Regions from separate parts of the Homo sapiens genome. Here region 1 is linked to region 2. Evidence: read pairs that join two places in POLR2A ChIA-PET (ENCODE). Cell type or tissue: Panc1. All regions are shown on one strand. Links, peaks and the distances in the headings refer to the core of each region. The heading gives the core; the rest is flanking DNA. Region 1 overlaps CASZ1 (castor zinc finger 1). Region 2 has its middle 38 kb from the start of CASZ1.

Region 1 (11,340 bases), core at 2,275-10,274, 58 kb after region 2:
CCCTCATCCCTCCCTCAACTCTCAGTGCCTGTTTGGTTTTGAGAGGGATTTTGCAAAGAATTATGATTTCTGTTTGCACGTATCACACACTATCAGCAGGGGTCGTGCCCCAGCCTTCCCCCCTCCCAGGGACGGCCCAGCCCCCTCCCCCAGGTGACCAGGCCCACTCCCCTTCCCGCCTCAGTGGCTCCGCCAGCGATCCCGAATGAGTTAAGGGCTGAATCAACTCTAGACCCAGCTGTACATTTTACTCTGGGTTCCTGAATGAAGGGACGTGCTGTGCTCAGCACGATTGGAGACTGTCTGTCCCGGGTGACCCACCCGGCCCCCACCCTGCTGGGCTCCACCAGCTTTTATGGGACCTGCCGCTCAGTCCCAGGACCTCGTCCCTGGCAGCTGGGGAGTCGGTGGCTCATGCCGTGGGGACCTTGTCTGGTGTCCTCCCCGTGTCCAACCTGCTCTTAGAGACCTATTTTAATTTTAAAAGAAAGAGTACACCATTTTAAGTTGGTCTTATCCCTGGTTTGTAAAGAAGGATTTCGATGTTGAGGGTTCATGGATGCCAAGGGCCTTGCCCCCATCATTCTCCATTCCACAGTGTCCACACCAGTACCGTAGTCAGTAGATACTTACTAGTACCAGGCCCTCTCGCCAATGGCCCCGTGTCCCTAGACCTCCCCACTTAAGCATTCCCAGAAGCTGCAGGGAGGGAAACACTGCTTCCTTTCAAATACCCCTCCAGTCGTGCTCCTCATTTGTGACATAGCAACTCTTTAGCCTGACCAACCTGTCTCTATAGAGGGGTAGCGTCTTTCCTATTTCTGCAGGGCAAGAGGCACAGCGATGCCCTTGTTTTGGCAGAATTACAACCTGCTCCTGGGGGGTGTCTGTGCCCCCAGTGGCCAGGGAGGCCCCTCAGGGGACTCTTTCTGGAAAAGGCTGGTGGAGTCTGCTTGTTTGGGGAGCTATGCTGGGAGGATAGTGGTAAAGTCCTCGGCTCAAATCCCTAGTCTCTCCTTATTGGGACTCTGACTTTGGAATATTGTGGGCTCTTCTCAGCCTCAGCTTTCTCACTTGTAAAAGAGGGTTCACGATAGCACCTATCACTTGGGGTTGCTGTGAGGATTAGATGAAATGACGCTGGAAGGGCTCCTGGCACATGGTGATGAGGGGTAGCTATCGTTGCTACTAGTACTGTCTCTACTCCACCCTCCCCATCTGTCATCATGAAGGCAGTAAGGCAGAGGGCTCCCTGTGTTTGAGCTCCAGAGACCCCCAAGGCCAGGCTGAAGCGTCATCCCAGAGGCTGTGGCCACCACAAGTCTGTTGGAGCATGTTCGCCAATAGCAAGGCAAACGTGTCCGCCCAGTACAGAGCCCTCGAGGGAGCAGGGAAAGGCTTGCAATGCCCAGGGCTGAGCTGTTGGACGTGCAGGTGGCAGTCCCTGGGCTGGCCTGGACTGCCTGCCCAGGGAGGAGCTGACTCCCAAGCACTGGCGCCATCTTGGTTCTCCTTGGCTTCTCCTCGCAGACGGGAGTGTGGCCCTTGCCCTTCCCCAGGAGCAGGTGGCCTTTGCAGCCTGGCACCTGTTCCCAGAGGGTAGCTGCCAAGAAGGCACAAACCCAGGGATCTCCCTGCATGTCCTCCGAGTCATTGCACAAGGCCTGTGTGCTGCCTGGAGGGGCTGGCCTGGGCCTGTGCTAGTGGAGAAGGTCGAAGGAGGAGCTTCTCTCCTCCCAGAGCCCCCTCCTCGCCCTCCAGGCAAGTCACAGGAGAGCCAGGACCAGCATCCTGAGGTCTGTGTCCTGGGGGTTTGTTGGGGTGGGGCGAGTAGGGGAGCGGGGAGACAGGTGAAGGATGTGAATGAAGTTGGAGAGGGGGTGCAGGAGAAGGGTCTTGCCTCTGTCCCTAAGGGGCAGCAAGGAAGCTGAGTTGATTTTACATTCTTATTTTATTAAAAGAGAAAGGAAATAGACATTTACTGAGGGCCGATTGTGTGTCAGATGCTGCGCTGTGACTCTTTGTGGGATTGAAAGACACAAGGCAAGCAGTGGTTCGATTCCCATTGTACCTGGCAGGAAATGAGGCTCTGAGAGGTTCAGTCACTTACCTGAGTTCACTCAGCTCATTAAAGGAGAGCTAGGGTTCCAACGCTGGTTGATCTGACTCTGAAATGCACGCTTTTCCCTATGCACCGGAAAAATAGAACCATATTTTAAACAGTTTTTGAAAATAGATCAAAGGGAAAAAAATGCACCCCTAACTTAACTATCATGAGACAACATTGTTTAGTATCTGGTGTATTTCTGTCTAGTGTTTTTCCCCCGTTTGGTGACTGTATATATTTATTAAACATGTATTTTACATAACTATAATCATAAAAGAATATGGTTTTGATTGAGACTTTGGATGAGGTAGGAGGGTCTCCTGAGCTGGGGCCACCGGGGAGGGATTGATTCTTGGCAAAATGGAAACCTGGTTTTGGCTCTGAGCCATCTTTTTGGTAATGAGGTGCCTGAAACTGCACTGGAGAAGGCAAACTGGCTGAATGGAGAGGCAGGCGAGACCCCAGTGTTCTCTCCTGGGTAGCTTTTGCTCAGTTAAGTGGCAGAATTTTCCTTTTAACTCACTTCCTTCTTGCTTTTGACAAATGGGAATATTTGTACCATTTTCCCGAATGACCTCCTCTCCTTGGGGTAATGAGAAAATGACAGTCTTTGCTAAGTGCTTTGAGATATTCAGATATAAAAATGGAGAGCAGAGCGTTGTCGTGGGCCTTTTGCTGCCAGGGCGCTTTATAAGGAGGAAGTGCAGTTTGTGGGGAGTGAAGGTCACCGTGAGGGTGAGGGCTCCTGCTGGAACCCGTGTCTCTCTGGGCACAAGGGCCAGGGCACTCCTGGCCCAGCTCAGGGTGGGCGGGGTGTTGGTGGAGCCTCTGCCCCTCTTCCAGGTACACACTCCCAGGCCAGATCCCCAAGGGCCAGGTGATCTGGGTCACTCGGGCAAAGCCCCCACCTTGGCTGGAATCTTGCAAATAAACGATTCAATTCCGAGAGAGTTCTCCCCTTCTCACTTCATAGGGTCTGCCCAGGAATATCACGACGGAATAAATACGGTGTCACCTGTACAAATTATCATCCCGAGGATGGTTTCGAAACATGGAAAAATGTTTATTATATGAGTGAAAAACTATACCAAATGCCAAGAGCTGTGAACGCTGCGAGAGAAACTATATAAAAATCCAAATGCTTCTGTAGAACGCTTGAAAGGTGATCCTCCAAAATGAAAATTATAGCGTTAGGGTGGTGGGACTACGGTGATTTGTTTTTTATTTCACAACATTTTATTTAAATTCCCCCCCTATGATTAAAAACCAACAAAGCCAACGTGTCGGCCCGGCAGGGAGCCCTGGCAAGGGGGAGGGGGCGGGGCAGCGCCAGGCGAGAGGGCGCCTGCACCCACGGCCCCCGCAGGGCGCTGAGCTCACCGGCTGTGCCAGCCACAGAAACCTATGAGATCTCGAGAAGCTGAGGCGTATCGGTGACTCAGCCTTCGTGTTGTGCTGTGCAACAATAGCTTTTGTCCTTTGCCCAAAACCCTAGGCCAGTGTGCTAAAAAAAAAAAAAAAAAAAAAATTATAAAATTATGAGATAGTTTGTACTTTCCTCACCAGCCGGTGCCAGCTTCGGGTGCTTTATTTATTCAAGGTGGGGAGGCAGGGAAGACGGGGTGGGGCTGGGGGGGAGACAGAAAGGAAAAGAAAAACAAGGTAAGACTCGGACAAGGCCCAAGAAATGTTTGAACCTCAACAACAAACTTTCTTTTGTTTCACCAGTGGGAAGGAAAAAATAAATGTGAACCAAAGCAAACTCCCTACATTTAGCTCGTGGGGTTGATTCCTTCGCTTCTTGCAGTGGTCTTGGCCTTTTGTTTGCAGGCCAGGAGAGCTATTGGTGATACCCACCTCTGGGCTAGGATGTGATGGGAGGTGGGATGTAGGGGCCCAGGGAGAAAGGGTTGCAGCCAGCGGTCAGGCTGGGAGCAGAGACCTCCAGGCGGGTCCCTGGTGTTCTGGGCAGTCACGCCCAACTGCCAACCGCCTTTGCTTGCACTTCCACTGGGGTTAAAGAAGATTCTTCCCTCCCAGAGTCCCAGAAGCCGCTCTCTGCCAGGGGGACTTGGAATTCCACACGGATCAAGAGCAAGGACACGTTTGCCTGGGAACAGTTTGGATGGGAGCTCTCCTCCTCGTGTCCACTGGAAGACATTTTAGGAATCAGATTCAGGAAGAAAGACCGCGAGAGGGGAGTTGGGAATGGGTGTGTGTGAGATCATATGTTGTTTTGTGTGTGTGAGATTGTGTTCGTGTGTAAATCGTTTTGCGTGTGATCGTGTCTGAGATTGTGTGAGTGACTGTGTTTGAGACTGTGATTGTGAGACTATGTGAGATTGTGTGATTCTGTATGAGATTGTATGAGGATGTGTGTGGTTGTGTGTGATTGTAAGATTGTGTCTGAGATTGTATGAGTGATCATGTATGAGATTGTTTATGAGATTGTGTGAGGTGAAGTGTGAGATTGTGTGTGGTTGTGTGAGAGTGTGTGCTTGTGTGTGACATTTTGTGTGGAATTGTGTGAGATTGTGAGATTTTTGTGGGAGATGCTGTGTGAGATTGTGTGATTGTGTATGAGATTGTGATTGTGGTTGTGTGTGAGAGTGTGTCTGATTGTGTGCGAGATTGTGAGATAGTGTGAGATGGAGTATGAGATTGTGCTTGTGTTTGAGATTTTGTGTGAAATTGTGATTGTGAGATTGTGTGAGATGGTGTGACTATGAGATTGTGTGTGTGAGATTTTGCGTGAAATTGTATGATTGTGTGTGATTGTGTGTGAGATTGTATGAGTGAGTGTATATGAGACTGTATGAGATTGTGTATGCGATTGCGTATGAGATTGTATGTGGTTGTGACATAGTGTGAAATGGTGTGGAAGACTGTGTGTGCCTGTGTGTGAGATTTTGTGTGAAATTGTGTGATTGTGTGAGATCGTGAGTCATTGTATATGAGAGTGTGTGAGATTGTGTGTGGTTGTGGGATTGTGTCAGTGGCTGTATATAAGATTGTGTGTGATTTTATGTGGATTATGTGAGTGGGTGTGTATGGGATTGTGTGTGATTGTAACGTGGTATGTGGTTTTGTGTGTGATTTTGTATGAGATGGTGTGTGTGAGATTGTGTGTGAGATGGTGTGTGGTTGTGTGTGAAAATGAGTGTAAGTGGTTGTGTATGAGATTGTGTTTGTGTGTGTGGTTGTGTTTTTGTGTGTCGCTTCTTTCCCCCTCGTTGTAGTAGCCGGGCAGAGTAAAATTAACGGGGTCTTCCGTCTGTTTTTCGCGTATCACTTGGTCCCCTGCCCCAGGCCTACCCTGAGTGAGACTGTGCTCTGGCCGGATCCGGGGCTGAATGGCAATTCTTCCTTCCGCATGAGCTCAGAGGATTTTGTGGGAATGATGCGGTGGTTTGACCAATAAGAGAAAGGAGGCTTGTGGGTGAAGGGTGAAGTCACAGAGGTCAGAGGTGGCCTGGCCCAGGACTCGGACGCCCCTCTCCGTGGTCCTCATAGGGGTCCCAACCCTGCGGTCCTTGTCCTGTCCTCAGGAACAGATTCCCAGCTGAGCTTCCGAGGCTCGGGTGGGCTCAGAGACACCTGTGTGATCGTTCCATCATTATGACCCTTCCTGTGAAGAAGGCAGCTCACAGGTTATTGTCCTGGTTTACAGGTGGGGAAACTGAGGCCCAGAGGGAGGTTGCTTCGTGCCGCAGGCCCTACAGCTAGTCAGTGACAGATCTGGAACTAGGACCCAGTATTTGAGCCATTTGGAAACACGGTCATCTTCCCCACTGGCTCAGGGTGAGGCTGGCCGGTTCCAGACATGGAATGATGCTTCCTCCAGTTGCAGGAAGTAAAGGGACCCTCCTAGGGGATCAGATGGTGGGGCTGTGTTTGGGGGTGACTGGTTTTAGGGACTGCTTCTGTTGAAGAAAGAGCACTGGATGGTGAGAAGGTGAGGTGGTTCTAGCCCCATCTCCATCGCTGGCAAGCAGCCACCTCCCAAGATGAGCAAGAGGGTTGGCCCCCATAGAGCCGTCACCCCTTCCTACTTCAGGATGGCTGGAGCTTCTTGCCACCGTCTGGAGTCCGCAGCTGTGCCATGCAGCCAACCCTCTCCCACAACCTGTCAAACCAGAGATGCCAGTTTCCCCAGGACTCCCAGGAGCTCCCGCCCCTAGCTGGTACCAGGGAGAGCCTTTGCAGGCTCGGTGGGCAGTGCCCCCAACCCATGCCCCATGCACCTGCTTATCGATCACTGCCTGTCTGGATGTGTCTCGTGTCAGAGCCCTCTGGTGTGAACTTGCCGAGTACTGAGAGGCCAAGACGTGAGACAATTACAAGCAGGGGAGAGAAGTGGTACCCTGTGACAAGAGGCAGCTGTGGAGAAAGGGGCAGGCTCCATGCCCGGGGTGAGCGCCATCTGGGCAGGAGGCCTGGCTTCCAGCTGTGGGGGCTTGGGAAGGGCAGAGCCTGGGAGGAATGATTTTGAAGCCACTACTATGGAGATTAAGGGGATGAGAATGTAAATCTCAAGTAAAAAGGTAATTGAATGTAATAGCAAACACTGCTCGCTCTATGTTAATTTTAGCTCTTCCCCTGGATACAAGACGCTGTATTAGTGTTTTATTACCATTTTGTTTGCACTAATAAAATAGTAAAATTTATTTCAAGGAAGTTGAAGGATGGTTTTACAATGCAAATTTGAAGAAATTGGACTTTTCATTTATGCCTCTGCTATTTTAAACCCTGACGGGTGTAAATTAGCTACAGGGACCGAGCAGACCCCACTGATGGGGACTTGGGAGGCGGGAGCCCTGACAGAGGTTCCAGACGAGCTCAGGGCAGAAAGCAGACAGTATCACACGGAGAGGCTGCAGCGGGAGGGTACTTGGGGGCCTGATTGGGTGGGACGGGGTGCTGGTTGAGAGTGTGTCAGGCATGAATGAGTCTAGGTGTAGGAGGGCATGTCACACACAGAGCTGGCAGAGAGACACACGTGGCCACAGACCTCAGGGCTTCATCTTTCCTCTCGGCCCTTTGGCCTCCTTCTTGTCCTGACATCGGGCCTCTATTAACCTGGTGAACCCCTAAGGGTAACTGAGCAACCCTACCCTCTGTGCCTAGAGAGGGCAGGTAGACCAACTGCTCTGCTCCCGTTCACACCCGTCCCCTTGAAAGGGGCTGAAGATTGAAGAGATCATCGGAGCATGGAGGAGAGACTTTGAGCCAAAAAGGAACCAGGGAAAAAGACCTAGGCCAGAAACCAGCCCAGCTGAGGTCCCACCTTCTCCCTCTCCCTTCCAACCCAGGCATCCTGGAGAAACTTGGCCGGGACTTTCTCAATCCCCCCGCATGCCTTCACATTGAGCCGAATGGTCCCAGACATTGTAGTGTCCATGAATCCAAAAGCTAGAGAACTGAATTTTTAAAAGAAAAAAAAAAATCAAGTCGTCTGAACCTGAGGGAACTGGATGATGGTTATAGGTAGGCGGAGAAGGGAATGAAAGGGGTGATAGGAGAGTTTCATTTTGAGTTTTGGGTGAAGAATTCAGGTTGGATCTTGTTTTATCCAAACCGGTTTGTTTATCTCTGAAAAATTATCGGCAGCAATGGCCCAAAGCGATGCACTGGGGGCCTGGCTTCCAAAGGGTAGGGAACCGAACAAGTGTTCTAATGTCTGGCGGAGTCTGCCGTGTGTATTGCCCAGGGTTTTCTGGCCGACTGCCTGGTGCGGGGGAAATGGTGAGCCAGTGTCGCCGGTTTCCAGCCCCAACCCTAGGTCTGGTGAGGTTTTCTCGGTGTATTCTGTCTCCCTTGTTGGGGTGTTGTGTGTGTGTGTTTAATGCAGAGATTTAAACTGTTGATTCTGGCAGGGCCAGAGTAGAGAGACTGGAGGAGTCTGGAAGAGAAGCTGGAACAGAGATGGTTGCAGGAGACACGTGGGGATTCATTCCCTTGTCTGTAAGACCGCGGGAGCTCTGAGTGTCAGGACTGTGCTTGTGGGTTGCAGGGAACTTGGCGCTGGGACAGAGGAGGGAGGGCTCAAGCCTCCAGCCTCTCCTGGTGGTTCCTCTAGGCCTACAGGGTCACACTTGGGGAAGAGAGGGGTCCGCGTTGACTCAGGTGGTGGGAGATACCCAAGAGTCAGGCCAGTCTCCAGCAGTGGGGCCAGAGCTCTGTGTGGTTGTTAATAGAGCAGAAAAATGCTCCATCTGGATCTCCTGGTGATCCTTTTGGATCGGGGGGGCTATGGATGGGATTTCTTGGGATCACGGGGCTTAAAGAATGTGCAGAAGGCAAAGGACTCTAAACCCAGCCCCGCAACAGGCCAGCAACCTCTTCTTTTCCTCTGTAGACTACACAGGAGGCCCTGGTGGTGGGACTTTTTCCAAATCCCTAATCTCAGGGACAGAGAGGGAGGCCCTGAACTTGGCCCTGGCCAAGGCCAGGGCAGATTTGACAGTGTGCTGCCGAAAGCAGTCAGAGTTGAGAACATTTAAAAGGGGTAGATTGTTTAGCTTTTGAAATGGTTCCCGATTCTCCGAGAGTCAGGAGATATACCGTGTGTATCCAAGGATTTAGCGACGGTGTCAGGTGGGAGGGTGCACTCCGGGTGGATTTCCACCCAAAACTCTAATTACATCCACAAGCAGACGGAAATGGGAAAAGAGGATTAGTGCAGTGCCCCTTGTGGGCCTGGCGGTGGAGGACCCCAGGAGCACCTGGCCTCTGTGCAGGCACCTGCCCACTCCCTCAGGTCCCACCTCTGTGCTGGGATCAGAGTTAAGGAGGTTTGCTCCGGACCACCACAGGGAGCTGCCAGGACCTTCAGACACTTCTTTGTCTACTCGTCTGCTCTGAACTCTCCCCAACCCATCTCTGGAGAGGTGAGGCCCCTCTGAGCAGCGACAGGGCTGCTCCCACCCTGCGGCCTCTTCTCAGCGCATATCAGCCCCAGCCCAGACTAGAAGGACGCTCCATTTTGAGTGCTTTGGTTTTCTTTTTGGCATAGGATGTGTGTGTGTGAGCTGGGGACAGGGTGCCTCACAAGCACACACACAGACTGCTGTCTGGTCTGACCACAGCAGGCCCTGGAAGCTGGAACCCCCACCTGCTGCCTTGTCCTGCTTGGTTTGGGGGAGCCCGTTGCCTGGTCCATGCGTTCCCCCGGCCAAGTATGCTGAGAAGCTAGAAGGCCGAGGCCTTCTGCCCCCAAGACTTTGACCCTTCCCCTCACCATGTTCAGTCCCCGGGGTGCGTGAGACCCCTGAGGATTCGGAACCCCCGCTCGCCCATTTCCTTCCCGGGTCCCACTGTCCTGCACCTGTCAGCTGTCTCGCTGACTGTCTGGCTTGGCTGCCACCCATCCAATCCCTCCCAGGCCAGCTCCACCCCCGCCCCCTCCCCCAGCCCACACTCCCTCCCTTCCTGTCTCTGCCCACGTCTGTCTCTACCTGCCCGTAGCCGGCACACCTGAAGATCCGAGGCTGCCTAACGGAGTGTGGGGATGGTTCAGGGTGTTTACCAGACAGCTGGGATAAGGTATTAAATCCTGCTGCTGTCTTCCCAGGGCCAGGTTCCTCAGATGGTTTTCCAAATCCCTAATCTCAGTGCCCACATCCCTGCCCAGCCTATGTTTGATGAGAGCTTTCCTTTCTGATTGAAGCTGTACCCAGCAGGATCTGTCGTGGGCTTGGGTCTGGGTTCCCACCGGTGCTCGATGACACGGGCACCCAGCCCCTTCCTCTCTGTGGTCCTTCCTTCCTCCCCTCCTTCCTTTCCTTGGGAATCTTAGTGAGTGGGGGCCAGGATTCTGCCACCAGGTGTTCTAGAGCCTTCGGGAGCCCCCATCCTCCACCATGTGGTCATGGGGCCACCTGCTGTCATGGCAGGCGGAGGTCCCAGATTGGGCTTCAAGTCAGAGGCGAGGGGGAGGAGGTGGGAGGGAGCAGGCCAGGAGCAGCCCTTACTGAGCCCACCCATACAGCTCTTCATGCTCAGAGTAAAAGTGGCCAGCGTGGGGTTCTGCCCTGGGAGAGAGTCTGTGAAGCAAACCTGTTCCTTTATGGTGTCTCTGCATTGGCTTAGGAGATGACAGCTTTAGGGAGGAGCCATGCACCTGTCTGGCACTCAGGTGGACACCCTGCCCTCGTTAAACTGGCCGAGCTTCTGGGGTCACAGGAGGGCCTGCATGCTCCTCCAGTGAACAGGGACTTGGAGACACCCAGTGGTATCCATTCTTCATGTGTGGCAGAGACAGCTTCCCAGAGTCTTCCATGTGGTAGAATATCTGGATATGTGTCTGCCCTTTCCAGGATGGCAGGACTAGGCAGAGAGCAGGGACACCCTGCTCCTGATCCTCAGCCTTCCCCCGCAGAAACAAGGCTGAAAGAGGCCAATCTGCTTCCTCTCCTGAAGCTGGGAAGTTTCTATGGGGGAAGGAGCAGAACTCTAGACCAATGGGGGCATGTGGCCAATGGTGGCGGCCTGGGTCTAGCCCTCTGGGGGTGCCTGGGACTGATGGATGTGTTCTTTCTCCCAGCTGCAATGTGGCCTGGGCAGACCCTTCTAATTTCGGCTTCTCTCTCCCTAGCTCCAGACTGCCTCTTCTTTCTCCCACCCATGCCCCTTCTCCTCCTTCCTCCAGGCAACCAGAGGTGTCTTAGGTTTCACAACAGCCCAAGCCTTCCTTTCTCTCCAGGTCTCCTCACCTTGTTCCTGCAGGCTCCCCCCAGGTGTCACGTGGCTCCACCCTCTCACTGTTGCCTTGGCAGTCAGTGCCGCTCCCGGTTTGTCTCTGTCTTTTGCTGAGATCAGGGCACAGACAGGAGTGGGGAGTTCCCTGGGGGCCGGCCGAGAGGGGCTTGGCAGCAGCTAACTGGGCTGGGACGGGACAAGGGGCTGCAGCAGCCAACTTCATGCCGGGTCCTCAGTCAGCATCCTCACCATCAAGGCTGGAAGCGGGTTCCAGGGGGAGTCCTGGGTGCCAGCATCCCCAATTTTATTTCAGGGGTGTTCTTTTTCTCATATGTGTTTGGCAAAGATCAAGAAGTGGAATAGAAAATAAGGGGACAGAGAAAATCTGGAGGGTGACAGTTGGGCTGGTGAGGAGGAGGAGGAAGAGGAGGAGGAGGAGGAGGAGGAGGAAAGAGGTGAAATTAATTCATTAGAAAAACTTGTTTACTGGCTTTGCTTAGGTGCCTCCATTTTAAAAGTCTACGTTTACAATA
Region 2 (11,340 bases), core at 1,902-9,901:
CACCCACTGGAGCACGCGCATTTTTGAACAGGCATGCTTGTGCACGCAGGCCACGCACACACACTCAGCCCTCTGCTGGGACTAGCAGCACTTTCCTCCTTTTTGAGAACTCCTCAGCCTCTTGCTGCCTGCCCTCTGGGTGGCTGTGGAAACAGAGTTTCCACAAATGCACAGCCAGGCGCCTGGTCCCCAGGTGGAGTGGGAAGGCAGGAGGTGAAGCTGGCAGCATCTGATCGGCAGCCTCTCAGATTCCCCAACATCCACCCCCAGGGCTGGCCACACTGGCCCAGGGGACCAGGTGCCATCTCAGCAGTGCTGAGGACCCTATCACTGAGACCCCACCTGAAGATCTGAGCAGACTGGGCAGCCGACGCTCATTTTGCCCCATCCACGCTTTGCTCATCTATTGACGAAAGAGCTGGCTGAGCACTTTCTGTGTTAGGCGAGGCCTGGGGACTGTTACCTGCTCTGTGCCACTGAGCAATCCCTACGGGCCTGATTCTCAGCGAGCACCCTGTCCCACCCAGACCAGACCTGTGGATTAGCCTCAGGCCTCAGGGACAAGCCTCAGCTCTCAGCCAAGCAGTGCCCAACTGCACTTTCCCCACCTCCACTCCCACCCCACAGGGCCATTGCAAGCAGACAGGGTTGGCAGGAATTGGGGACTTTCAAATAACCAATCAGTGGGACCTAAGGAAATATATGCAAATGAAAATGCAAATCACCACTCAGTCTTTTTGCATCTGCTGCCAGCCGGACCACCTGCCCTAGGTGAGCACTTCCTTCCTTTTGACAGGGAGGATGCGAGCTCCCGTCCAGCAGGAAGCGGGCTGGAGGTCTGAGGTTCTTGCAGTGCTGGGCTGGGGCCATCCACCATCCCCCCAGTCCTCTCTGCACTGCCAGACCCAGCAGCCTCCGTGCTTGGGAGTCAGGGGTCCCCTTCCCCTACCCTGGCCTCAGTTGGCCCTGTCCACACTCACACTTACACTCAGTCACACTCTTGCACACTCATTTTCAGTCCAAAACACACTTACCCATGCACAAATACGCACAAACCTATTCACACCGCACACACCTGCACGCACCTGCACACTCCTTCATGCAGTCATTTTCATTACTGACCCACACATGTGTGCACAGACACCTGCCACATTCAGCTTTGCACACATGCACCGTTACACACGCAGTCACATATACACATCCACATTCTCGTTTTCTACATTCGTATGCACTTACACCTTTGCATGCTGGCTCACACACATGAATCACTTACAAGGGTTAACATACACCCACACGCATGCCTGCCCTTGCTTGGCCTTGACCGTGTGGGAGCCTGTGGACGTGCGGCTGTCTGGGCCAAGGGACCAGGATCCTGAAGGGGTGCAGGGGCAGGGCCATGGAGCGCCCCAACTGGAAAGCACACTTCCTGGAGGCTGGTGCACTTCCTGAGGCACTTCCAAGGGGCCAGTGCCCAGGGCCCAGCCAGGCCCCCTGTGGGCTTCCCTGAAGGATGGGGACGCCCTACCACAAACGCCCTCTGCAGCCTCTGGGCCAGGCAGGCGGCTGCTCCCAGGGTAATGCCTCCCTCAGGAAGCGGTAATTGAGGGGTAGAGAATTAGAAAATCAACACCGCCAGGAAGTGGGGATGTGCCCGTGCTGCCTTTGTTCCTAGAAGAGCAAGTGGGGGACCGGAGGGAAGGAACCCAGCCAAGCTCAGGAGTGACTGGAAGGGGGAGCCAGGTCCCCTCATCCCTCATCTGCCGCCTTTTGGTGCCGCCAACAGGAGTAAGGCGGGCACTGTCAGGCCCTGAACCCACTGGTGGGGGTCCCTTGGGGGGCCAGCGGTGCCTGGGAGGGACCTGGGAGTGGCCTCAGTGCCCCTGAGCCACATCACTGATTTCCCTTGGCCTTCCCTCCCACCACTGTGCACCAGAGGCTGCTAAGAGCCCAGGAAGGAGGATGACCTGAGTGCAAATCCTGGCTCTTTTTCTCACTAGCAGTGTGAGCTTAGGTGCATCCCCTAAACGCTTCAAGCCTCAGCTGCCTCCCTGCAACCGTTCCTGCAGGCGAGATGCTCCTTCTTAGCCCATTGAGCACCCACAACAGTGTTTGTCTCTAGCTCCGACCCTGTGCCCGGGCTAGGCTGGGTCCTGGGGCATAGTCCCATCCCAACAACCCCATGAAGCCAGGGCTCTTGCTATTATTCTTTCCATTTTATAGATGAGGAAACCGAGGCCTGGCGAAGTCATATGAATGAATGGCTGGGGTCAGACACTAGTGTGAGGCAGAGCCTGGGTTTGAACCCAGATCTCTGTAACGCCAAGGCCCGTCCAAGGTCCATGAGTCCACCTCCTTCCAGCTGCTACCCCCGTCCTGGTCTAGGGAAGAGCCCACAGGCTTCTTCCTCTTCTTCTTCTTTGTTTTGTTTTGTTTTGTTTGAGACAGGGTCTCACTCTGTTGCCCAGGCTGAAGTGCAGTGGTGCAGTCATAGCTCACTGCAGCCTCCACTATCTGGGCTCAAGTGATCCTACTGCCTCAGCCTCCCAAAGTGCTGGGATTACAGGCGTGAGCCACCAGGCTCAGCCCCCACAGGCTTCTTGACATCTATTCACCTCCAGAAGCAGGACAGTAGCAGTGGAGCTTCAGAACTAAGCAGCTGCCTGCTCTGGCCTCTTTGCTCCCTGTCTGCCTCCCTGCTGTGCGCATGGCTGTGTGCGTCCACGCCCTTGGGAAGACTCTGCCCACTTGATCTCTGAGGCTGGCCCCTCCCCTCCGTGGACAGGGGATGCCTTCCACCTCTGCAGCGGCTGGCACTCCACACCCGCTAGAGCCCCACCCCCACTGCACAGATGCAATCACCAAGGCCGGGGATGAGCAGGGGCTTCTCCAAAAGCCTTCTCTGGGCCTTGGTTCCCTCTCGGTAACATAAGAGGGTTGGACTCTCCCCCATCCCTTCTCAGATCCTCCTGTCTCTGTCCCCACAGGCCCTTGGTCCCTTGAAGCTCAGCTGAGAATGACTAGGAAGATTTCCAAACTGCAAGGCATTTTACTCACCCACCAGGTCCTGGCAGAGATGGGCTGATGATGCCAGCTCTCAGGGGCTCAGGGGTTACAGGGGTGGACAGACAAACAAACCACCATAGACTTGAGGTCACTGCCTCACATCGGGAGCATGACGGTGAGCCGGTGAGCCGGGCTCTAGGTGTTTCACCTGTGTCCCCTCCTCTAGCTCCAGGCAAACCCTACAGGGTAGGACCACTAATCTTCCACCTGCTGCTCCCTCTGGCTGGAATGCTTTTCCCCAGATTGGCCTGGCTTGTGCCCCACCTCCTTCTGGAACGGACCTCCTATCCCAGGTCGCAACTCCTTCGCCCAGCTTCCTCCTCTGCGGGCCCGCTGCTCCTAGCTGAGCGATTATGTGTGCCATTCCTTTATTTTATTTATTTATTTATTTACTTGAGATGGAGTCTCACTCTGTCACCCAGACTGGAGTGCAGTGGTGTGATCTCGGCTCACTGCAATCTCCACTGCCTGAGTTCAAGCGATTCTCCTGCCTCAGCCTCCCTAGCAGCTGGGATTACAGGTGCCCGCCACCAGGCCTGGCTAATTTTTTTGTATTTTTAGTAAAGACGGGGTTTCACCACGTTGGCCAGGCTGGTCTCAAACTCCTGACCTCAAGTGATCCACCTGCCTCGGCCTCCCAAAGTGCTGGGATTACAGGCTTGAGCCACCGTGCCCGGCCCATTACTTAATCTTGATTCTTGTCTGTCTTTTGCACTAGGACTTGAGTGCAGCGAGAACAGGGATTTGCTTCCAGTTTGCTCACTGCTGCTATTCTGGTGCCCAGAGCGGTGCCTGGCACGGAACAGATGCTCAGTATTTAGTGAATGGACACCCGTTTCACAGACGAGAAAACTGAAGCCCAGAGAGACTCTGCCAGCTGCTGCGAGCTCAGGATTCATCAGCCCCGCGAGAAGCCCACAGCAAGCCCCTCACCCTCAGCCCAGCCCTGGCCTGAGGCCTTTGTTCCCCCTCTGGCCTGCTCTAGGTGGCAGTGGTGGTGGGCAGACAGTCTGCCCAACCCTGCTCCGAAACCCAAGGCTGGGAGGGGCCACTGGGAGCGGGGAGGAGCCTGATTCTTCCCCCTCCCCTTCCCGGGCTACCCGCCCCCTCCTCCAGCTGGAAACTTGACACCCGAGGCCCATCTGCCGCTCTGCCGCCCGCGGTCCTCCCGCCCCTGGAGGCCGCTGGGCCGGCGGCTGCAGAGCAGTGATTGTTCCGGGCTGAATGGGCAGGCCTGACGCCCACGCCAGGTGCACCATTGTGAGGGCTCCGACACCTGCCTGGCGGGTCGCATGCCCCGCCGGCACAGACCCTCACCCGCCTGGCTGAGAGGAGCCGCCCACTGCCTCCTGCGAGTGGGGCTGGGGGTCCGGACTCCTGCTTCTCCCCAAGGGAAAGCACCCCCGAAGGCACCCCGAACTCCTGCCTGTCTGGGGCTGCCTCCCCGGCCCCTCCAGCCCCCACCACCTCCCCTGTGCCTCCCTCGGCCTCTCAGCCTTGGTGAGGAGGGCATGTTTTGGAAGTCAGTGGTGCTACCACTTTCTGGCTGTGACGGACAAGAGCCACAAGCTCTCTGAGCCTCAGTTTCTCATCTGTAAAATGGGGGTGATCACAGAACCCACACCATAGGAGCATAAGAGGATCAAAGGCTTGAGTCCGTGGGCCACGCTTAGCCCATAGTGGGCGATGGAGAAAGCCGGCTCTTCTTATTGAGACCTCGCAGTGTGCAGACGGGGGCCCAGGGGAGCTAGTCTCAGCCCCCGGCAGGCCCAGCCCAGGGAGCCCCCAGCCTGCCCCCCTGCCCGCCTCCCCTTGCCCGGCCTCCCGCCCGCTCTATGAAAATTTAATGCCGGGTAATGACAGTCTGGGCTAATGAAAGAGGCTTCTCTTCTGGCAAAAAGAGAAAAACAAACAAAAATCAACAACCTGCAAGGGGGCATTAACTTTTCATGAGCTGCTCTCCCCACTGTCACCCCCCGCCCTGGCTCACCCGGGCAGCGCCAAGCCCCCTCCTTCCCCTCTTTCCCCTCCTTCTTTTATCTTAGAGCTGGGGCTGCGGAGCCAGTGGTGAGGTCGAGCAAACTGGAGGGGACCTGGATCTTTTGGGGGCATCTTTCTGGGGCTCTTCCGCAGGGCAGCTGCCAGCCCTGGAAAGGGAGGAGAGCCCCCTGAGGGCTTCTGCAAAGCTGTATTGGGCTCTGGGATGGGGATCCAGCCTTCAGAACCCTCTCTGGGGAGTGGGTGGTGGGTGGGGGAAATGCAACTCAGAGTGGGTGGGGCTCAGGGGCTCAGTGGTCCCATCTCCCATCCGCCACCAGCCTCCTCTGCAATGCGAGGCCTTGGCAGCTCCACTGTCTCTGCTGCCAGCCGGGCTGGAAGTGGTTAGAGAAAAGGGCATGGGGCGTCTTGCGCTCCCTTTCCCTCTCTTTGTGGTATCCTGGAGAGCCATTGGCTGCTGCCTGTGATATCCTGAGAGATGCGACAATTAATTTTCTTTTAATCAAGGTCGGATGAAGTAAATTGGTGCGGTTCTGCAGCCCTTCATTTTCTGTTTTTGCAGTGATGCAAAACAAATATGATCAAATTATGCTTCTTCTCACCTTATTGAATTAGGAAGCATGACTGATCAGAGGGGGTGGAAATGCTCTATACCATGCAGTGCCACCCCCCCCCGCCCGTGTTCCCCTCCTTCCCTGCTCTAGCCTCAGTCTCCCTGGATTCACTGGCACTCAGAGCAGGTTTGTCTTCCCCAGGGACCCCAGGGTGTTGGAGGATAGCACCTGGCACCGTGGGTGCTCAGTGAATGAGTGAATGAATGAATGAGTAAATGAGTGAATGAATAAGTGAGCGAGTGAGTGAGTGAATGAATGAGTGAGTGAATGAGTGAATGAGTGAGTGAATGAGTGAGTGAATGAATGGGTGAATGAATGAGTGAATGAGTGAATGAATGGGTGAATGAGTGAGTGAATGAGTGAGTGAATAGGTGAATGAGTGAGTGAATGGGTGAATGAGTGAGTGAATGAATGAATGAATAAGTAAATGAGTGAATGAATGAGTGAATGAGTGAACAAATGATTGAATGAGTGAATGAATGGGTGAATGAATGAGTGAGCAAATGAGTGAGTGAATGAATGGGTGAATGAATGAATGAGTGAGTGAATGAGTGAATGAATGAACGAGTGAATGAGTGGATGAATGAGTGAGTGAATGAGTGAGTAACAAATGTGCTGGTCTTGAGAGAAAGCCAGGTCAGGCTGGGAGAAGGACTCGACTCGCTTTGGTGAAAGCCAGAGTCCTATCAGCTCAGGTTCTCTCTAGAACTTCACTTTGTTTCTTCATACAATTTATCACTGTCTGAAATTAGCTTGTTCATGTGTCAGCCGACATGGGTATTGCTGTGTCTCCCTCTTGGATTTGTGCCCTGCGAGCTCAGGCCTTATCCACCCTGTTTACCCCAATGCCTGGCACATAGTAGGTGTTCAATAAATATCAGTTGAGTAGGTGAATTATTTTATTTGTTTATTTTTTGAGACAGGGTCTTGCTCAGTCACCCAGGCAGGAGTGCAGTGGCATGATCATGGCTCACTGCAGCCTCGACCTCCCAGGCTCAAGCAATCCCCTCGCCTCAGCCTCCCAAGTAGCTGGGACTACAAACATGCACCACCACATCCAGCTAATATGTAAATTTTTCATAGAAAGGGGGTCTCACTGTGTTGCCAGAGCTGGTCTCGAACTCCTGGACTCACGCGATTCTCCTGCCTCAGCCTCCCAAAGTGCTGGGATTACAGGTGTGAGCCACCGCACCCGGCCTGGGTGAATGATTTTAGTACATCCTGATTGAGTGTTCGGGACTCCTCCTGATTCAGCAGGAGGAACAGACATGGACAATACCAAGGCCACGTCCTTGGCACCACACAGAGATTTGAACTCAGAGCCATCAGGATGAATTCTGTGTGGTGGAGTTGAGGTGATATTTGAGCTGAGTCTGGAAAGGTAAGTAGGAGCTGGGCCCAGGGACAGGCAGGGGGACGGTGGGTGCAAAGGTTTGTGGTCAGCAATGATAGTGTTGGCTTGGAGAGAGGCTGGCTGGCCTGTCAGGAGAGGGAGGCTGCCCCAAAGGGCCAGGTGGTCAGCCTGGCTCAAATCCCAGATTCCTTCTGGGACTTCCTGGATTTTCTGTCACTCTCTCTAAAGTGAAGATGACAGTTGACACCCCATTTCAGAGTTACCTGGAGAATGAATGAAGTGACCCCATCTGCCAGGTGACCTCATGCATGAGGCACTCAGTCAATGTTAACCTGTAGGATCACTGTCAGCTTTTATTTCTGTTATGAAAGGCAGGCTGGGGCTCGATTGGGAAAGGCCTTCAATACCACACAAAAGGCGGACAGGGCAGACAGGTGCGTGGGCTTCCTGGGCTTGCCATGGACCCAGCCCATGATGCTCCAAGCAGACCAGGCAAGTTGGAAATCTGTAAATAAATCTATCTTGCAGGTACCAAGAGACCTGGCTGTTTAAAGAACCCCTGTGAGCAACTTTCTCTAAAGCAAAGACTTTCTGTAGAGTGGATTTTACCCCTGAGTATATCGGGTTAGCAAGTCAAGAGTCAATTTCACTTACAGCAAAGCTGCCTTGGGTGCCTTGCTACCTGCTATTCTTGAGTGTGCTGAAATCTTCTGACCCTCCACTGTGGCCAGAGTCCTGTCCTAGGTAATGGGGGTGGGAAATGATTATACGGTCACCACCTTTGGGGAGCTTAGAGCTAGGCTCTAAGCTCACATCACACATAATGATAAACCCATGAAGAAATAACCATGATGCGGCCAGGCGCGGTGGCTCACGCCTGTAATCCCAGCACTTTGGGAGGCTGAGGCGGGCAGATTACTTGAGGTCAGGAGTTTGAGAGCAGCCTGGCCAACATGGCAAAACCCTGTCTCTACCAAAAGTACAAAAATTAGCCAGACGTGGTGGTGGGCACCTGTAGTCCCAGCTACTAGGGAGGCTGATGCAGGAGAATCCCTTGAACCAAGGAGGAGGAGGTTGCAGTGAGCCAAGATCACACCACTGCACTCCAGCCTGGGCAACGGAGCAAGATGCTGTCTCAAAAAAAAAAAGGGAAAGAAAAGAAAAGAAATAAACATGATGCTCACACACACAGAAGAAAAAGACAAAAGAAGACCAGAGAAGTTACCCAGCCACACAGAGGGCAGAGATGCTGATTTCAGGGCCCTGGGGTGGAGGGTCAGATGGCTCAGGGAGGCACAGTGGTGCAGGGAGGCTGCCTGGAAGAGGCCAGAGAGTTTAAAATAGGGGTTTAATGGGAATCTGGGTTTAATGGGAGCGCAAGGGGGAGGAGTTCCTGGTGGAAGGGGAGTCCCCTGGGGAACCCAGCACTGAGACCAGCCCCCAAGGGCATGTGGTCAGGTGAGAGTGCCCATATCTCACTCCCGAGAGCAAGGCCTGCTGTGGAAACGCTCCCTGAGTCTACTCCTCAGGAGCCTCTGGGAAGCCCCCTCTGAGCACCCCAGGGCCCACTGGGCCCACAGTGCCACTTTTCTGGGGCGCTGCCCAGCTGTCAGATCTTAGGATTAAAAGGCTTGAGGCTCACGCCAGTGCCAGTCTCCAGCTGGACTCCGGGCAGCCTGCTGTTACAGGCAAGCTTTGGGCTTCCCCACTCTGTCACATCCAAGCTGTGTGACCTCTGGCAAGTGACTTGACGTCTCTGGGTTTGAATGGGATGAAACCTCACGGGCCTTGCTGTCTGGCCCCAGCAAATTCTTTGATCTCTCTGGGCCTGCCCTGCCTCAGGAGAGCCAGCTGGCTGGTTCTAGGTTGCAGCTTGGACGGGGGTGTGAAGAGGTCAAAGGGGGGTACCTGAGCCCTCAAGCAGATGGGTAACCCTGGGCATTGCTCCATGGGCCTCCCCGATGCATGCCTGCTGTGCCCGTGGGGCCGAGCCACAGCCTGTGGGACCAGTCTCTGGGTGGGGAACTTCTCAGCAGGTGAGTCATCACCCCTGGGGTGCAGCCAGTGACCCAGATGGGGCAAGATCATGACATATATTTATCTCTGTCATCTCCCAGTGCCTCCCCTTCCCCTTCCTCTTCCTGTCCTCATCCCCTCCTCCAGCCATTGGGTGGGCCAGGATGACACTGACTACTCAGCCCCTGATCTCACCTATCCTAGACAAAGTCTATGGTTCTTCTAGGCCGCCTGTCTCTTCCTCTGTAAGTTTGACAATGGTAACAGCCGCCATTAATTGAGCCATTAGCAATTACCAGCAGCTTTGCATACACTAAATTGAACCCCTCCGTTTGTGGGGTGAAGCTGTTGCTGTTGCTATTATTATTCCCATTACACAAGTGATTACAAGGAGGATCAGAGAGGTTGTGTGGCTTGCCCAAGGTTCCAGAGCTAGGGGTGGAGGGGCTGGGGTTCCAACTGGGCTGCTCTGGTGCCGGGGCTCATGATCTTCCCACGATGCTTTGTGGAGTTGTCTTCACGGCTCCCCTCCTAACTCCCTAGGGTTCCTCTCGCCCCCCAGCGCCCCCTGCCCCAGGAGCTGCCACCTGGTTCCCATTACATTGACTTGTCCCAGGTCCCAGCCCATCAGCTGCTGACCTGATCACTCCATCCAGCTGGTGTAATGGGTTACCTCTCTCCGGGAACTTGCTAACTCTACCAGAGGAGTTACAGATGCTGCTAGAGACACCGCCTGAATCCCAAGGAACACAGGCCAGTAGAGGGGAGAGTAGAGGGCAGGCCCCTCAACATGCTCTAGGACAGAGGGTGGGAGAGGGTTTCTGGGGCCATGCCCCCTGGTAGCTGCCGCCCTCCCCCAAACAGGATCTGAGCTGCAGGCTGGGAAGTGACCGAGGGGGAAGGGGCGGCGCCGGGGTGGGGGGGCATCCAGCTGGTGAGCGGTGATCCTTCCTTATCCGGCATCAGCGCATCATCGCTTTTCCAGGCTGAAGTTTCAGATCTCGTTTTCACTTTGGCCTTTGATCACGCCCGGAGTGGGTGGCGGGTGGGCCAGGGAGGTGTGGGGCTGTCAGGGGCATTGGGGAGAGTGAATTCCAAGGTGACACCCTCCCAACTATGTACAAGTATCTGCTGCCTGGAGAAACACTCTGAGGACAAAAGACCAGGGTGGCGGCGAGTGAGTGATCTAAGGATAGGGCCCCCACCCAGCATTGCCCCTGTCTCACCCATTGGGTCGTTTCCTTTTCTGTTTTCCAAATGAAAATAGCTTTGTTGGGTTTCTCCCCTCTGAGGATTAAAGATGCATATGTTTGTTGTATAGGGTTCAGACAATACAGAGAAAAAGGTCCCCAAATCTTTTTTCCTCGTCACCAACACTGGGCAAAGGGGTGACAGGGTCTGTGCATATATCTGCACAAAGATCTTTTTCCCTTATGACAAACGGCATGCTGTGTGCCTCAAACTGTTCTGAAACCTGCCCTTCTCACTTCACAGTGTATGTTGAATACTTGTCTGTGCTGGAGCATTAAAAGCTGCTTTCAGTGGCGACATAAGAGTCCCTGTGCCACACTTTATTTAACCAATTACTTCACTCTGGACATTGACACCATTCCCGGCTTTTGACCCTCCCTGGCCAGGCAGTCCGAGGCTGCCCCTTTCCTGCTTTTCTCTTCTGGGCCCTCCTGCCAGGTTGTCTCAGTTCCTGGTTCCTCAGTCTCTGGATCCGTCTACGGAGGGGGTCTCAGCTCAGCTGGTCCGGGCGGGTGGGAGGGTTCAACACAGCGGGAAAAACATAGGTGTGAGTTCGAGGGAGTTGGTTTCAAGTATAGCTTTGCCATATACTAAGCACGAGGACTTGAATGACTTTTTTTTTTTTAAAAGACAGGGTCTGGCTGTGTTGCCCAGGCTGGAGTGCAGTGACAGCACATGATGACGGCTCACTTCAGCCTCAGCCTCCCAGGCTCAAGCCATCCTCCTGCCCCAGCCTCCTAACTAGGTGGGACCACAGTTGCTTACCACCAATGTCTCGCTAATTTTGTGTTTGTTTTTGTTTTTACAGAAATAGGGTTTCACTATGTTGCCCAAGCTGGTCTCGAGCTCCTGGGCTCAAGCAATCCTCCCATGTTGGCCTTGCAAAATGCTGGGATTACAGGCGTGAGCCACTGTGCCTGGCTTGAATGACCTCTTCTCTCTATAAATCTCGATTTTCCAGTAGAGAAACAGGGATGATAAAAAAACAAAACAAAACAAAACAAAACCTTGCAGGGGCTGCTGTGAAAACCCCGGAGTTTGCGG

Evidence for each region. ChIA-PET counts read pairs that join two places held together with the same protein. Peaks named below come from ENCODE experiments on the same cell type or tissue, not always from the same donor. Only the 100,000 strongest peaks of a DNase experiment are listed, where the experiment ranks them.
Region 1: POLR2A ChIA-PET joins it to region 2 with 5 read pairs; 4 of 35 experiments call an interaction of 5 or more read pairs at or near these places.

Annotation. Positions count from the first base shown.
Region 1 is chr1:10,771,575-10,782,914 of GRCh38, reverse strand. All of the region lies in intron 1 of CASZ1 (castor zinc finger 1), which reads left to right. Among named protein-coding and RNA genes, the nearest start is that of CASZ1, 19 kb to the left of the region's middle. In Panc1, for the core only: no CTCF peak of the experiment used is centred there; a DNase peak (open chromatin) is centred at 3,504; H3K4me3 peaks cover 1,614 bases; H3K27ac peaks cover 3,064 bases.
Region 2 is chr1:10,828,916-10,840,255 of GRCh38, reverse strand. No RefSeq gene overlaps it. Among named protein-coding and RNA genes, the nearest start is that of CASZ1, 38 kb to the right of the region's middle. RefSeq lists enhancers at 1-320, 1,503-2,110. In Panc1, for the core only: no CTCF peak of the experiment used is centred there; a DNase peak (open chromatin) is centred at 6,275.